2 separate regions of the Homo sapiens genome follow, and region 2 is linked to region 1. The links are chromatin loops, found by intact Hi-C in ENCODE. Cell type or tissue: mammary epithelial cell. All regions are shown on one strand. Each heading gives the region's core, and the rest is flanking DNA. Links, peaks and the distances in the headings are about the cores only.

Region 1 (7,738 bases), core at 1,017-6,016:
CCACGCCCAGCCACAGGGCATATGTTCCAAGACCCCCAGTGAATACTTGACACTACAATACTACTGAACCCTATATACACTAAGTTTTTTCCTATACACTAATGGGCTGATAGCATATACGATGTGGATACACTGGAAAAAGGGATGATTCACATTCCAGGCAGGACGGAGCAGGATGGTATGAGTTTTCACCATGCTACTCAGAACCACACACAATTTAAAACTTATGAATTGTTTATTTCTAGAATTTTCCATTTAATATTTTCAGACCATTGTTGACTGCAGGTAACTGAAACCATGGAAAGTGAAATTGCAGATAAAGGAGAACTACTATATCCTAAAATGAAGTGAAAAAATTACTAAATAAATCATTAGGGAATACATTAGAAAATATTCACTTAATGTAAAAAGAGAAAGAACAAAGTAAGTAAGAATAAAGGGGAAAGAAGGCATGACATATATAGAAAACAAAAGTAAATGGCAAATATAAATCCAACTATATTAATCATAACATTAAGTATCAATAGATTAAGTAATCCAATCAAAAGATAGAGATTTTCACCAACAAACATATGAAAAGAAGCTCATCATCATAGGTCATTAGAGAAATGCAAACCAAAACCAAAATGAGATACCATATCACGCCAGTTAGAATGGTGATCATTAAAATGCCAGGAAATAACAGATGCTGGAGAGGATGTGGAGAAATAGGAATGCTTTTACACTGTTGGTGGGAGTGTAAATTAGTTCAACCATTGTGGAAGACAGTGTGGTGATTCCTCAAGGATCTAGAACCAGAAATACCATTTGATCCAGCAATCCCATTATACACCATGGAATACTATGCAGCCATAAAAAAGGATGAGTTCATGTCCTTTGCAGGCACATGGATGAAGCTGGAAACCATCATCCTCAGCAAACTAACACAGGAACAGAGAACCAAACACTGCATGTTCTCACTCATAAATAGGAGCTGAACAATGAGAACACATGGACACAGGGAATGGAACATCACACACCAGGGCCTGTCCAGGGGTGGGGTCAGGGGAGGGAGAGCATTAGGACAATACCTAATGCATGCAGGGCTTAAAACCTAGATGACAGGTTGATAGGTGCAGCAAACCACTGTGGCATATGTATACCTATGTAAAAACCTGCATGTTCTGCACATGTATCCCAGAACGTAAAGTAAAATTAAAATAAATAAATAAATACAAATCAATAAAAAGATAGAGATTTTCAGACTGGATAGATGAATATGATTCAACTATATGCTGTCTACAGGAGCCATGCCTTAATTCCAAAGAGATGAAGAGATTAAAAGTAAAAGAATAGAAAAGAGATATATCATGCAAACAACAACCATAAGAAAGCTGAAATGCCTATACTAGGCCCCATCTCAAAAAAAAAAAAAAAGCCCACCTCTCAACTGTGGCATTGGGGATTAAGTTTCCACACATGAACTTTGGGGGACACATTCAAACCATAATACCTTGGCTTTGGCAAAAGATTCTTAGCTATGAGACTATGAGCATGGGCAATAAAAGAAAAAAAAATAAAATGAACTTCATCAAAATTAAAAGCTTTTACCGAAAGACTGAAAGAAAATATTTGCAAATAATGTAAAGAACTTGTATCCAGAATATATAAAGAACTCTTACCACTCAATAATAAAAAGATAATTAGATTAAAAAGTAGGCAAAGATTCTAAATAGACATTTCTTCAAAGAAGTTACAGAAATGAGAGGTAGCCACATGAAAAGATGCTCAACATCATTAGTCATTTGGGAATTAAAACCACAGTGAGATGCCACTTTGCACCACTAGGATGACAGCCCTGCTGACAAGGTCCCCACTGTGGGAAGTGCCTCTGAGAGTTCAAAGAGGGTCTCATAAGTACTCACAAATAAGTCCACTTTAACTGGGTACTTTAAGGCTCTTCATAGAACTAGGCAGGCAATAAATTCAAGTGACAGGCATCCTGTACATTACTTGTCCCATTAGGAGGGTGAGTAGGGCTTTCTTATAGGGTGAAGCCTGTGGCTGTTTTCTTTTCTTTTCTTGCCTTTTTTTTTTTTTTTTTTTTTTTTTGAGATGGGATCTCACTCCGTCACCCAGGCTGGAGTGCAGGGGCACAATCTCGGCTCACTGCAACCTCCCCCTCCTGGGTTCAAGTGATTCTGGTGCCTCAGCCTCCCGAGTAGCTGGGACTACATGAGTGTACCACCACTCCTGGCTAATTTTTGTATTTTTAGTATAGATGGTATTTCACAGTATTGGTCAGGCTGGTCTCAAACTCCTGGCCTCAAGTGATCCACCCACCTTGGCCTCCCAAAATGCTGGGATTACAGGTGTGAGACACTACACCTGGCCTGTTTTCTTCTTCCTTAGGATAATTTCTCTTCCAGGAAACTCCTTCTAACTCCCTTCATACTATCCCTGGAGGAATGAATCTCTGACAGGCTTTACAACCATTTACCAGATATTCCCAGCACCTCTGAACCCCAGGACTGGCCATAGCTCCTGTTCCCTTCCAGCAGTTTCCTAAGCTCCAACACAATTACTTTCTGTCTTTCCTGATGTGTTCAATCAAACATATTTCAACTCTACTTAGAGACAAACTAAAACTCCTCCCACTCCATGGTCCCACATTACTGTTTGTTGTTTGTTTGTTTGTTTGTTTGTTTGTTGATATGGAGTCTTGCTCTGTTGTCCAGGCTGGAGTTCAGTGGCAGGATCGTGGCTCTCTGCAGCCTTGACCTCCTGGGCGCAAGAGATCCTCCCACCTCAACCTCCCAAGTAGCTGGGATGACAGGCCCATGCCACCATACCTGGCTAAATATATATATATATATTTATATATATCTCTACAAATATAGATGGGGTTTTTGCCAAATTGCCCACGCTGGCCTTGAACTTCTGGACTCAAGCGATCTGCCTGCCTCAGCCTCCCAAGTAGCTGGGACTACAGGCCCACACCACCACACCTAGCTAAATATTCAGACATATATATATAACATATATATTTATATTTATATATAAAATTATATATATATGGAGAGAGAGACAGGGTTTCACTAAGTTGCCCAGGCTGGTCTTGAGCTCCTGAACCCAAGCAATCTGCCTGCCTCAGCCTCCCAAAGTGCTCGGATTACAGGCATGAGCCACCATGCCTGGCCAGCAGCAGCTTTTATATGCATGATTATCTAATTTTATTCCTGCCTTTCCCAAGACGGCGTTACAATTTTTGTGGGTCCTGGAGAATTTTGCCTTCATGGACTTCTTCCTCCATAAAAATATTAAATGTTATAATTTAAAAATACTAAAATTGTGTTAAAAATTTGCATTGGCATAAAGATACTCATTTTTCTTGCACCTAAAATTTCATGTTTTCTTATATTTTAAAAGAAATTAAAACATCTTCATGGGATTCTAAAAATATTGTGGGCTTCGGGTACTGGGCCTTCTGTAACCATGAATTAAGTTGGCCCTGGTCTTTCTGTCTTTGTAACCGTAGTTCCCAGTCTGAGTACAATCAATATTCAATAAATTTTTGTTGAAGGAGGTTAATATTCTAGTCCAGCACACTCGAAAAGTTGTTTGACTATCAAATGGGAGAGGAGTTTCAGAAGCAATGTATAAACTGTGAGGTCTATGCAAATAAAATAAATTTGGGGCAGGGAAAGAGGTGTTAATTTGTGGAACAGAATTCAAGATTTCATCCAGAAGAGGAAGCACACCAGGCTGTGAGTATCGCTGATAGGGAAAGCAGCAGAACACCGAAGCAAATGTTTGCCTCCTTCAGTATTCTGCCAAGGCCTGGGCCTGCATGGTGCTCGCCCCTGGATTTGGACAGCTGTCAGGAAAATCAGCAGGAACCGGGAACAAACATATGTCGAGACACAGGCAACATCAGACTGTGAAAGCTGATCCGCCCGCCCAGCTCCACCAGATGGCAGTATGTCAACGGGGAGTCTGACGGAGCGTCTCCAATGGGCACCAATTAGATGACCTTGTGCTCATGCCAGAGCCGGGGAGCTGCTTGTTAAGATAATTGCTGATAATTTTTCTTCTCATTATCGAATGAGGATTTTTTTTTAATTAACAGCAAAGGATGCAAAATTGAGTATGTTATTGTACTCCTTGTCCACAATGAGGCTACAACCAAGATAGAGAGTTCAGACATGCAAAAAAAAAAAAACAAAACAAAACAAGAAAACCCAAAAAAACAAATAAACAAACAAAAAAGTAATGGATATTGATAATAGGTATTGATAGTCATTGTACACAAATTAATTCATCATCATCATCATCAATTACAAAATGCTACTGACGTTGAGTTTTCATTCAGCCGACCTTGGTGCATTTCTTCAAGTCTTGTAAATAGAAGTTAATTCATTGGTGGATGTAAATTGTGCAGACATGGTCTGTGATAATACTCACTCCAAGAGTCACCCAGGGCTGGAAAAGTGCTTCCGTGTCAGAGGCCACACCCTGCAGCCAAGCACAAGGTCCAGCCTTCCCTCAGCAGCTGAGGACTTGCAGACAATGCGTGCTTGCGTTCCAGCCACATCTTACTCACCCTGGAGGCTGCCAAGCAGCTATGAGAGCATGGGCCTTTCCATTAGGACACCTGTATTAGTTTCCTCAGGCTGCCATAACAACCTACCACAGATGGGGTGACAAACAACAGAACTTTATTTTCTCACAATTCTGGAGGCTGGAAGCCTGAGATCAAGGTGCCAGCAAGATTGGTTTCTTCTGAGACTTCTCTGTGTAGCATAGAGAGAGCCTCCATTCTGTGTCTTCGTGTGGTCTTCCTTCTGTGCTTGTCTGTAACCAATCTCCTCTTCCTATAATGACATCAGTCAGGTAAGATTGGGGTCCACCGTAATGACCTTATTTTAACTTAATTATTTTTATAAAACCCTATTTCCAAATAGAGTCACATTCTGAGATACTGGGGCTCGGGAGTTCAACACTAAATTTCGGAGGGACATAACTCAGTCCATAGGAGCACCCAAATTCTTGTCTTGGTTCCCCCACTTACTAGGTGGGTGAAATACTAACGTTAGGCAAGTCATTCACTGGGCCTCAGGCTTATTGGCTATAAAAACAAGGCTGTTGGATTATGTCATCTCTGTGGTCTAAAAATCTGTGATCACTACAATCAATACAAGGCTGAATTTTGCAAGACCAAGAGCAGGATGATTTCCAAGCCAGCCACAAAGGACAATTGTCTCCTTGCATGGATGTCAGCATGTATATGCACATACATGTTTCTATACACTCTTTAATCTGTAAAAACAGCTTTCATCGACTTACGAAGACCACCTTCCACACATGCCCATGCACTTAGTGCTTAAGGATAGTATCAGAACAAAGCATCATAAAAATGTATTTTCTCCAAGCAAGTTGGTCATTTTTCTTTTATTCCATCTTTGAAAGAAAACTGCAAGCAGAGAGTCTACTCCATTCTCTCTTTTGAGTCCTTGTCTATGTGGCTATTCTCTGCATGGATTTTCCACTTCTGCACTCACCCCTGCCCTATTTCCGCAGGACAAGCTGCTATACCAAGGCTCAACTCAAATGTCACCACCTCCATAAAACCTTCCCAACATTCCAGAAAGAGCTGTCTGCTCTTTTCACTACCTCCATAGCATATGGTATACTTTTCTATGATGATAAATAGAGCCAGACGGCAATGCTACCCAACCAGGCCTATGCAATTATTCTTCCTAAGTCTAATTTATTCACTTAGCAGGACTCCAGCAGCCACCATACTAAGCTTCACTGTTTAGGCTGACACAGTGTAACCAACCCAGACCTGGCCTCAGTAAGGAAGAGCCTTCAGTGATCACTCAGGGCTGCATGCTTTCTTGTCAGAGGCTAGCAGCGTATTATTTCTGAACATGCCAAGGAGATTAAAGGTAGGACAATATTCCCAAAGGCCCCTTCTGCCGAGAACACCGATGAGTAATGGGACCAGTACTACATTCGCTACCAGTCATCCAAGGAACAAAATGAAAAACACAGGGGTCTTATTCTACCCTCTTCCTGCTCTCTCCTCTCCCGCTGTGTACAGCAGATAGAGGTACCAAGAGAATAGCCAGAGACATAAAGCACACCCAGATACAAACCAGGCTACTCAATACACTCATCTTGGCTTTTTCTCTTGAGAGTCCTCCTCACCAGTCCTCCCCTCCAGTTGGAAATAGGCCCTACCAGTGGCTCACACCTGTAATCCCAGCACTTTGGGAGGCCAAGGTGAGTGGATGACTTGAGGTCAGGAGTTCAAGACCAGCCTGGCCGATATGGTGAAACCCCATCTCTACGAAAAATACAAAAATTAGCTGGGCATGGTGGCTCACCCCTGTAGTCCCAGCTACTTGAAGGGCTGAGGCAGGAGAACCTGGGAGGTGGAGGTTGCAATGAGCCGAGATCGCACCACTGTACTCTAGCCTGGACTACAGAGTGAGACTCTGTCTCAAAAAAAAGGAAAAGAAAAAGAAATAGGCCCTACCTCTGGGCTCCTTGTGGCCTTCACATTTCTCACAGAAGAGGCAGAGCCATGATTCAGCCAAGGTGTGTACATCTGTGAAAATTAGAGAAGGCCACACTGGAGCTCTGGAGGAGAGATGGAGGACTGTCTTCTAGCGTGGAAGACAAATTACCTGAACTTAAACACCGGAAGTCCAAGAACTAGGAGTAGAACATTCTCTAAGGGATTAACACTTGGCTAGCAACTAACTGTGTGACTGCAAGCAAAGCAAATCAGCAGCTTCTCTGGCTCTTTCATCTGCATAAAATAAGGGTTGAACTCCATGATCTGCAAGATATCTCCTCCAGCCATGGCAGCCTGATTCTACTAATCCATCCCAGGCAGGTTTTGCTGAAGAGAAATTTTCAAGAGAAAGGAGAGGGAAAGAGTGTTAGGGAATTACAGCCCAACAGCTTTCTCTTGATGAAAAGGGACCATTTAAATTCACAGCAAATTTTCCTACCAGCTGACTTGGAAAAGAAACATAGATGTGAAAACACATATTTATTTATATTTCAGCTTTTTGCTAGTGAAAATTCTTGTCTGTTTCAATTAAATTGAAAACTGAATTTGCTTAACTAGTGAATTTGCTTAATAGGCTGACCTGAGAGAATAAAAGATTAACAGATATCTCTAGATATATCACTTTTATTCTGAATTTAATCATACATTTTGCATAAGTGCAAATGTAAAACATTTTGAGATGAAATTCATAGAACAGAAGCATATTAAAATAAAATTAAAATGGAATCATTTTTCTTTGACAGCTAAATTCAGAAACTTGAGTCTTAGATTTAGTTCAGAAGCTGCCATTTCAAATAATTTTTAAGCATTGGACTATGGAAAGTCGAGGTAAAATTGTGAGTTAGAAAGGTTAACCTCCCACCCTTCACCTTTCCTGGCACCCATGCCATTTCTCTCAGCAACCTCCCTCTAAACCCCCCTCCAAGCATCCACGCCTCATTTTGCCCTTCATCTATGAGGGTTCCGCTCTTTTTTCCCATCTGTTCACCTATTGTCATTCCCAACCTAGCTTTGCTTTCCTCAAAACATCCAGTACCCAGCGATTTCTTCATCTACTTTCATCAAAAGTAGGCTGCCCTGTCCTCCATTTCTGGATGGCTACGTTCCTGAGAATCGGTGGTCAGCTGTGGTGGCCTCCTGGGAACCTAAGTGACCTTACAGGACACCAGGAGA
Region 2 (7,738 bases), core at 897-5,896, 53 kb after region 1:
AAGTGGACATGTCAATAGGTGGAGTTGGTGTTAAGGTTTAAAGACTGAAAAAAAAAATTTCATAGGAGAATAACACAAAGTTCTGAATTACTATGATAGAGGTTCATGATGAAAATGTGATAGGGAAAGGAGAGAAGATGGAAAGTTTATCATTTCAATGAATGCATCAGGGATTAATAACATCTCAGTGAACAGCAGTACTGGTGTTCCTTAAAATGTTGCCCATGGTAGTGGGCATGGATTCCATGTTTACAGGGGCTGTTTCACGAGCGTCAATATTAGCAAGGAGTATGCTACAGACAGACAACACATCTTTTTTTGACATCTCTTTTTAATAGGGACACAATATGCAGCTGGCGCTTTGGCCAGGAAAGAATAAATAAGCAAGACAATGTCAATTGTCGCTTTGGGAAAATTCTGTGTTAAAATTCTCTATGAAACCTGGCCTACTTTCAGCAACTTTTCTCAATACAGCTGTTGAGCATTCTCAATTTGGGGATGCAAATAAGCTTCTTCTCTCTCCCTTGCTCAATTCCCAGGCCATCTTTCAAACTCAAGGTTAGGTACGTATTGCAGTCCTCTGTGTGGCTGCCCTCGTCACTGGCCCTACTTGTCTGCACCGTGACGCTGCTTCAGCGTCTAGAGGGGACTGCAATGCAACAGATCTGAGATGCCAGGAGTGAACCCAGATGCTACCTCCTGGCAGACAGCAGTGCCAAGACTGAGAAAGGAGGCCAGCCTGAGGTCTCCAATAGCTTCGGCAAGAGGGGGAATTTGTTTTTTCCCCTCCCCTCCTACCCCTCACCTTGTACATATTGAATCAAACCATACATAAGCTACACATTCAGTTATTTAACATTGGACAGACTTTTTCTTGTATAAGGAATGTTGCAATTTTTTGTGATTTATGTATTTAATCATTAAGGGTGTTATTAGGACAGAGGTAATTGATTACAAACATCTGAAACGCCAAGGGCAGATGGCTGCAGAGTTACCCAGCAATCACAACTTCCAGTTCATATGCAGGTTTGGCAATAATAACTAGGACACAGGACATTTGGACAGTGTGGCCCAAGGAGAGGGAGTGCTGGCTCAGAATGAGGTTAAGGAGCATCACCAGCACCCTTGAACTTGCTCAAACACCTCTAATCTTTGGAAAACACACATGGCATCCCTTTGTTCTCTTCTATAAACTAGATATACTACATATAAGGAGAGAAAGTTACCAAAATGTTTAGAGGCTCTAAAGTAAAATATCTGTGTCATCCAATGTATGCATAATCCTAGCTCTTTTATATATTATGTACCTCCACCACTTAACCATAAACCATTTAACATCCATTCAGCTGCTGTGGCTGACTTTCAGGGTGCGGTGGTGAAACTGTGGGATGTGAAGGATTTCTGAAAAGAATGCATATTGTCATCGAGTAGCCAAGAGACTGGGGCCTTGGGCAAAACTTGCTTCTCATAGTGACTTGGTTTTCTGTCCCACACGACTTCCTCTTGCTATCACAGGATGTTTGTGTTTAATGCTCAACAAACCCCTAGAACAACAAAAGCTACCTAATCCATACCTGTCCCTCTCTGGCAGAGATGGCTCTCTGTGGCCCAAAGATGAACCCCAGGGAATTGCTGCAGTTTGGTGAAAGAAGAGTTTTAAACTATGGCCTTATTATGCTGAAGTCGAAGGTCTCTAGTTTTTGTTCTTTACCTTGCTGTTTCTGTAGCACTTAGGAGGTATCCATGAAGACCCTTATGAATCTCAGGTGCACCTGACTATTTCCAGCAGAGGGCTGCCATGCATTTATTTCAAGTTGGCTTCTTTCAAATTTTCCCATCCTAGTTTGTGCTTCTAGGCAAATCTTCTCATTCCATCCCTTCCCTAGTACTTGTTCTTTAAAGCAACTTTGATTACACTGAAGCTGGAAGAGTGGGATTATTGTGCATGTTCACTCTCTAATTTCTCTCCAGGATGTGGTGAAATCCTGCTTCACGTATGCCCTTGACATTCTGCTAATCGCGGTCAAGGCCACGTTTTATATTCAGTGACTCCCACTGAAATGACTAAATGCTGAGTGGACCCAAATTACTGCAGTGACATTAGATGATGCAGTATTTGGCATCGGTAGACTTGAGAATAAGAGTGAATTCTGTAGGTTAATCACCCCCAACATTTATTTAGATACCAAACTGAGTCAGAAGTGAAAGGTACACGCTTGAAAGAAAAAAATGAAAATAGAACGCGGTAGAATGTCAAGATATCTTTCCTGTATTCTGTGACACAGATGGTCGTTGCAGGTGGAAGTGCTGCACCGCCTTTGGGGGCTGAACAAAAGGAACAGGGGAAGCACCAAGGGCAGTGCCATCCACAGGCAGGGGGTTCCCAGGGAGCTCCTTCCCTTGTCTCCAAAACCTCTTTTCAGTCTAGCCACGCACCTTCAGTTTGGCCACTCTTTCACCCTTTCTTGTCCTTTCTCTCCCCTGCCATGCCACTTTCAATTTTCTGGTCCATAACTCTGAATGAAGAAGCCAACTGAAGGAACTTTTAGGCCCCCGGATTCCAAATAATAACCGGGGCGCGTCCATTCTAGACCCAAATGTGCAAGGGATGGAGAGGCGAGGATCTTCCTGACTTGAGGCAAAGCCCCCTCTCCTCCGCGGCGCGGTGACAGTGTTCTGGGGGTCAGCTGGGAGTAGAGAGGAGCCACTGCCGTAGTCTCGGAGGATGCCTCTTCCCGGTGCTACTGCTGCTGCTGCGGCGGCGGCCGGTTTTTTATTTTTGCACCGCAGCACAATGCCGGGGCCGAGGCAACAGCCTACGTCGGGACCTCTCAGGCAGCGTCTCTACCCACTTCGCGTTCCCTGTCCCCCAGTCCCCTAGGGGCACCCGCCGAACGCCCCTCGGCGCCCCACCGCAGCGCACGTGCGCTCCCGGGACAACAGCAGGCGAGGCTTCGGCGCGCCCCCGCCCCCTCGGCCGCGCGCGCGCTCCGCCCGCCGCCCGCCCTCCTCGCGCGTGCTCGTGCCCGCGGCCGCGGCGGCGCGCCTCTTCTCCCCGCTGCGGGCGTCGCGGGTGCAGGAGGAGGCGGAGCGGAGGAGGCGGAGGCTGGGCGGGCGGCGGGCTCCGGCGGGGGCACGCGCCGGCCAGCTGGGCGGGGGCGCTGCGGGGGCGGCCCGAAGGCGTCAGGGTGAGAGGCTCTGGAGCCCGAGGACCCGCGTCCCCGGGGGCCGACTCCGCCGCGGGAGGGCGAGCGCGGTGCGTGCCGGAGGTGGGGACTTGGAGGCCGCGGCCCGGCGCCCCCGCCCCCGAGCCTGACGGGGCGCGAGGCGGGATGAGGCGCTGGCGCGGGGGACGCCCGGCCGAGCCCCCGCGGCTGCCCTCGGCGGCCAGGCGCTAGGCTCGGCGGCGCGGGCGGCGCTCGGCGGCGGCGGCGGCGGGCGGAGGGCGTCGGGCCCGGCCCGCGGAGGGCAGACACGGAGCGGCCAGCGGGGCGCAGGGACGCCGCGGCGGCGCGGCGGGGCCGCGGGGCTCGGTAAGGCGGGCGCGCGGGAGGGCCGGGGGCGCCGGTGACGTGGGCAGGCCCCGCGGGGAAGGCTGCGGGGGGCCTCTCTTTCCTTCTTAAAATATTCTTTTTAGAGTGAGGGTTCCGGATCGCATGCTCCCGGAGGAGCCTCTCGGTTGTCCCCCCGCCCCCGGCCCCATCTCCCCGGCCTCCCGGGGCGGACGGCGCTGCGGGCCCACCGCCTCCCGCGCCCGCGCCCCGCGCTCCCCGCGGCCTCCGCGAGCCGGGCGTTCGGACGGCGTTCTGGCCTGCCGCAGCGCTCTCCGCCCCGGGCCCAAGGCGGGCGGCAGCCGCGACTCCTGGGAGCGGCCGAGTGGGGGCTCCAGGGACACCGGCGCTCCCGGAGGAGCCGCGGGAGCGTTTCCCTCCGCTGCCCGCGGGCGACATCGCGGGTCCCGCCCCCAGGTGTGCGTGGGCCCCGCGGGGCCAGAGGTCTCTGCTCCCTTAGGCTCCCGTGGAGTTCCCCCCTCGTCTTTCCGATTGACTGAAGTTGCCGCTGCATGTTGGACGACGGTGGTGCATTAGTGCCTTTTTTCCCCCTCGCTTCCTCGCCACCCCTGTACCTTGGTTTCCCGTTTTTTGACTTTATCAAATATTTATGTTAAAGATTTTCTTAAGCAGTACACAAGAAACGGTAGGGAGAGAAAATCAGACTTGGTTTCTTAGCTTTAGTCTACCTTGGACCTTTTGTAGCTTCACCTTCTGTTTGTGAAACTTGAAGATGGAAGGAAGGAGGAGACCCAAGCAGAATGCTTGGGATGCAGTTTAATAGTCATCTTTTAGGAAATAGAATTTGGATAATTATAATTTTGATCTGAATGCAGAGTTACAATCTGTCTTTAAAATGCTTGGGGCACTGCGTGATGCTACATGGCTAGCTGGCAGCTGGGCCATAGCATTGTTGTCAGCATCTCTTTTATTTTCTATTCTTTCAGAGTTTTATTTGGCACAGATTTAGACCTTTTAAGTCAGTCTGAATGGGGATAACTTTTCTGATACATTGGTTGCTTTTGTAAACATTGTCTATGTTTGTATTTCTATTGGAAGAAGAAAAAGCAAATGGTGCTGGAGTGCGGTGGCTCTTAAGAGTCTCCACAGTTTGCTAGTTTGAATCAGTGACTGGATTTGTTGTAATATTTTTGAGTATTTATGGTTGTGACTCAATATATCCTTCCTTATTGGATACATTGAAGTCTAACTGAGAATCGATATTTGTTCCTTGGACTTGAGTGTGAAGGAAAGAGAAGCTTTAATTACTACTACAACATGACCTCAAAGTTTTTCAAGTACTCAATGTTGTGTTTTCTTTTTAATGGGGCTGTTTGTGAAGATGAGGCATTAGGATGTTGTGATTTCCATTTTCAGGAATGTCTGGAGTCTGAGTCATTCTTGGAATTGGATATATGGTGATGCTTCATAGAGCAGGTGTCTCTATGGAAATGTCAGGTTGGAATTGTGTTTAAGCCAGTTATCTTCGTACCGTGGTCCCTATAGCAGTCCGTGTATAAAGCAGCACTTTGGACAGAGACTTGTCTGGACACAGCTAAGGTGGAAGCCCAGTTTACTGTATGATCGTTCACATTGAGGTGGGTGACAGGGTGAAGTAGTGGGGGAGAAAAACATAAGTGGGACAGAGAGGAAATGTTAGTTGGAAGAACCTTCTCCAGTTATGTAACTGTTTTGTTTTCTAGGGAGAGACTAAGAACCAGCAAGACAGGCTCAACTGTCTTCTTTAGAGCCTTTGATGTTGGTTTGAATTCCAGTAGTTATGTTCCTTCTGTGTTCATTTCCTAACCTCCGTATCATTTTCCAGTCACCAAAAGCTTTTCTGAAGTTGGCCTGCGACACTAATGGCAATACATTCATCTCTACTTTCTCTCTCTCTCGGTGCTATATAAACGATGTTTTTATTGTTGCTTGTTCTCTCTTGACTTATTCAAGTGTTTTCCTTCCCAAGCTGACCTGAGTATATTATCTGCACACTGTATGTTGATCGTAGACGCATGTAATAAATGTTAAGGACTAGGCATCTGTTTTCTTCATAAGGCTGTGGTAGCAGAAGAATGAAACAAAAAGGAACTTAACATAGTTGAACTTTTAAAGAGTAAGACTAATATTCTTGAGAATTTTTCGGATTTAACCCATGATTGTGAAGTCCAATGTCCATGGAAGTAGTCAGGAGGCAGCAAGGACTTGAAGTTAGGTTGTGGTTGCAGTTCTGCCCCATAGTAGCTGTGTGACAGCGTACCTTCCTTGGACAAGTTATTTACATTTCTGAGCTTGTTTGCATTTTATAAAATAGGGATCAGAAGGCTTGCATTGTTTTTCTTACAGAGCTGTGAAGGATCAGATGATAGAAAGGATATGAAAATGCTCTGCAGAACTGTTTTTAAATATGTAAAGTATTGTCATTACGTATAAACTTAGTTACTAACCTATGTTACCTGGTAAATTGGCCTAGCAAACTCTTTTAAATGTTGTAACAGAAATTTAAAAAACATGCATATAAAGGCTGGGCAGGGTGGCTTACACCTCTAATCAAATGCTTTGGCAGGCAGAGGTGGGAGGATCCCTTGAGGCCAGGAGTTTGAGACCAGTCTGGGCAGCATAGAGAGGCCCAGTCTTTACAGAAAATCAAATAAAAACCATTAGCTGAGTGTAGTGGCACACACCTGTAGTCCTGGCTACTCGGGAGGTTGAGATGGAAGGATCACTTGAGCCCAGGAATTAGGGGTTACAGTGAGCTATCATTGTGCCACTGCCCTTGAGCCTGGTCAACAGAGTGAGATCCTGTCTCAAAACAACAACAACAACAACAAAAACAGATAAGGAATGAGAACGTGTTAGATTTCTTCTAGTTCCAAAATTCTGTGCTCTGTCTTATTTAGAAAATCCACCGGTAGTACTTGCAATTTTGAACTCTCTGGAATTTTCAATTACTTGGAGACAGATCAAATTTATTGAGACTGTGAGCTACTGCTGCTGCTGCTTTTTAAAATTTAATAGAGTCAGGGTCATGCTATGTTGCACAGGCTGGCCTCCAAATTCTGGGCTGAAGCGATCTTCCTGCGTTGCCCTCCTGAGCAGCTGGGACTACTGGCCTGTGCCAAGGCTGGACAAGACTTTGAACTTCTTTAAAGTATCAGTTCACAATACCAAAGGAGGTTACAAGTTAATGATTTGTAAGAACTGTTTAGTAAAAAATATTTTAAATTTGTCTGCATTATTTAGGGAAGGGATGGGCAAACTGTAGCCTGCAGGCCATATCTGGCCCATGGCTAAGAATGATTTTTATATTTTTAAATGGTTGAAAACAATCCAAAGAAGGATAAAATTTCATGTCATGAGAATGATATAAAACGCAAATGTCAGTGTCCTTCAGTAAAGTTTTGTAGGAACACAGTCGTTCATTCTTGGGTCTGTGGCTACTTTGGCAGTGCAGCAGCAGAGTGGAGTACTTTCATAGCTCGGCCTGCAGAGCCTCAAGTATTTATTATCTGGTTCTTTAAAAGAAAAGTTTTCCAACCCCCGATTTAGGACTTAACTTTTTTTTTTACTTTAATTAGCATATGTGCTATTTCCTATCATAGCCATTATAAGGTTAAGAATCCTGGAAAGGTACTAATTTTTGTTTTGGAGCCAGATAGACTTGAGTTCACATACCAGCTATGATATTTATAAACATTGATCCTGGACAAACTAATTAATGTCGTGGGACCTCAGAGATTTCCTTTGTGACCAGGGAATATCAGTAGTATCTACCTTGGAAGGTTGTAGTGAGGATTAAATGAAATGGTACATATTAAGGCTTAACACAATCTCTGACATACAGTAAGCACTCAGTAAGTGATAGATGATGATGATTAGAAACTCTAACCTGAAAGTATGCCTAAAATATTTTATATTACCATCACCTCCAGATTATAGAGTTATTTTCCTGAGTGTTATGCTGTTTGCTATAGAATTTTCTCCTTTGCTGAAACTTAGTTAACAGCTGATAAGCGGAATAACTTGAGAAATTTCCTGTATGCTGTAGTGTATTTTTATTAATCACTTGCTGACTTCAGATCATTAAGAATGGGTGGAAAGATACTTCTGTTTTTTATAGATCCTGATTCTTGATAATTTCCCGATAATGTTCTTAAGTTTATAAATTGGATTTAAATACCACTTCT

What was found. Peaks named below come from ENCODE experiments on the same cell type or tissue, not always from the same donor. Only the 100,000 strongest peaks of a DNase experiment are listed, where the experiment ranks them.
Region 2: it touches region 1 in a loop (4-fold over the local background); 22 of 110 quality-filtered maps call a loop at or near these places.

The regions. Positions count from the first base shown.
Region 1 is chr11:129,328,212-129,335,949 of GRCh38, reverse strand. LOC105369572 (a long non-coding RNA gene) reads left to right here and starts at 4,735. Exons shown (of 3, transcript XR_948175.2): 1 at 4,735-4,872. In mammary epithelial cell, for the core only: CTCF peaks have their summits at 1,834 and 3,953 (motif pointing right); DNase peaks (open chromatin) are centred at 3,949 and 4,569.
Region 2 is chr11:129,274,941-129,282,678 of GRCh38, reverse strand. The region is part of intron 1 of LOC399975 (a long non-coding RNA gene); the gene reads left to right. It also overlaps a transcript of ARHGAP32 not described here. Among named protein-coding and RNA genes, the nearest start is that of ARHGAP32, 86 kb to the right of the region's middle. In mammary epithelial cell, for the core only: a CTCF peak has its summit at 3,893; a DNase peak (open chromatin) is centred at 3,048; H3K4me3 peaks cover 2,196 bases.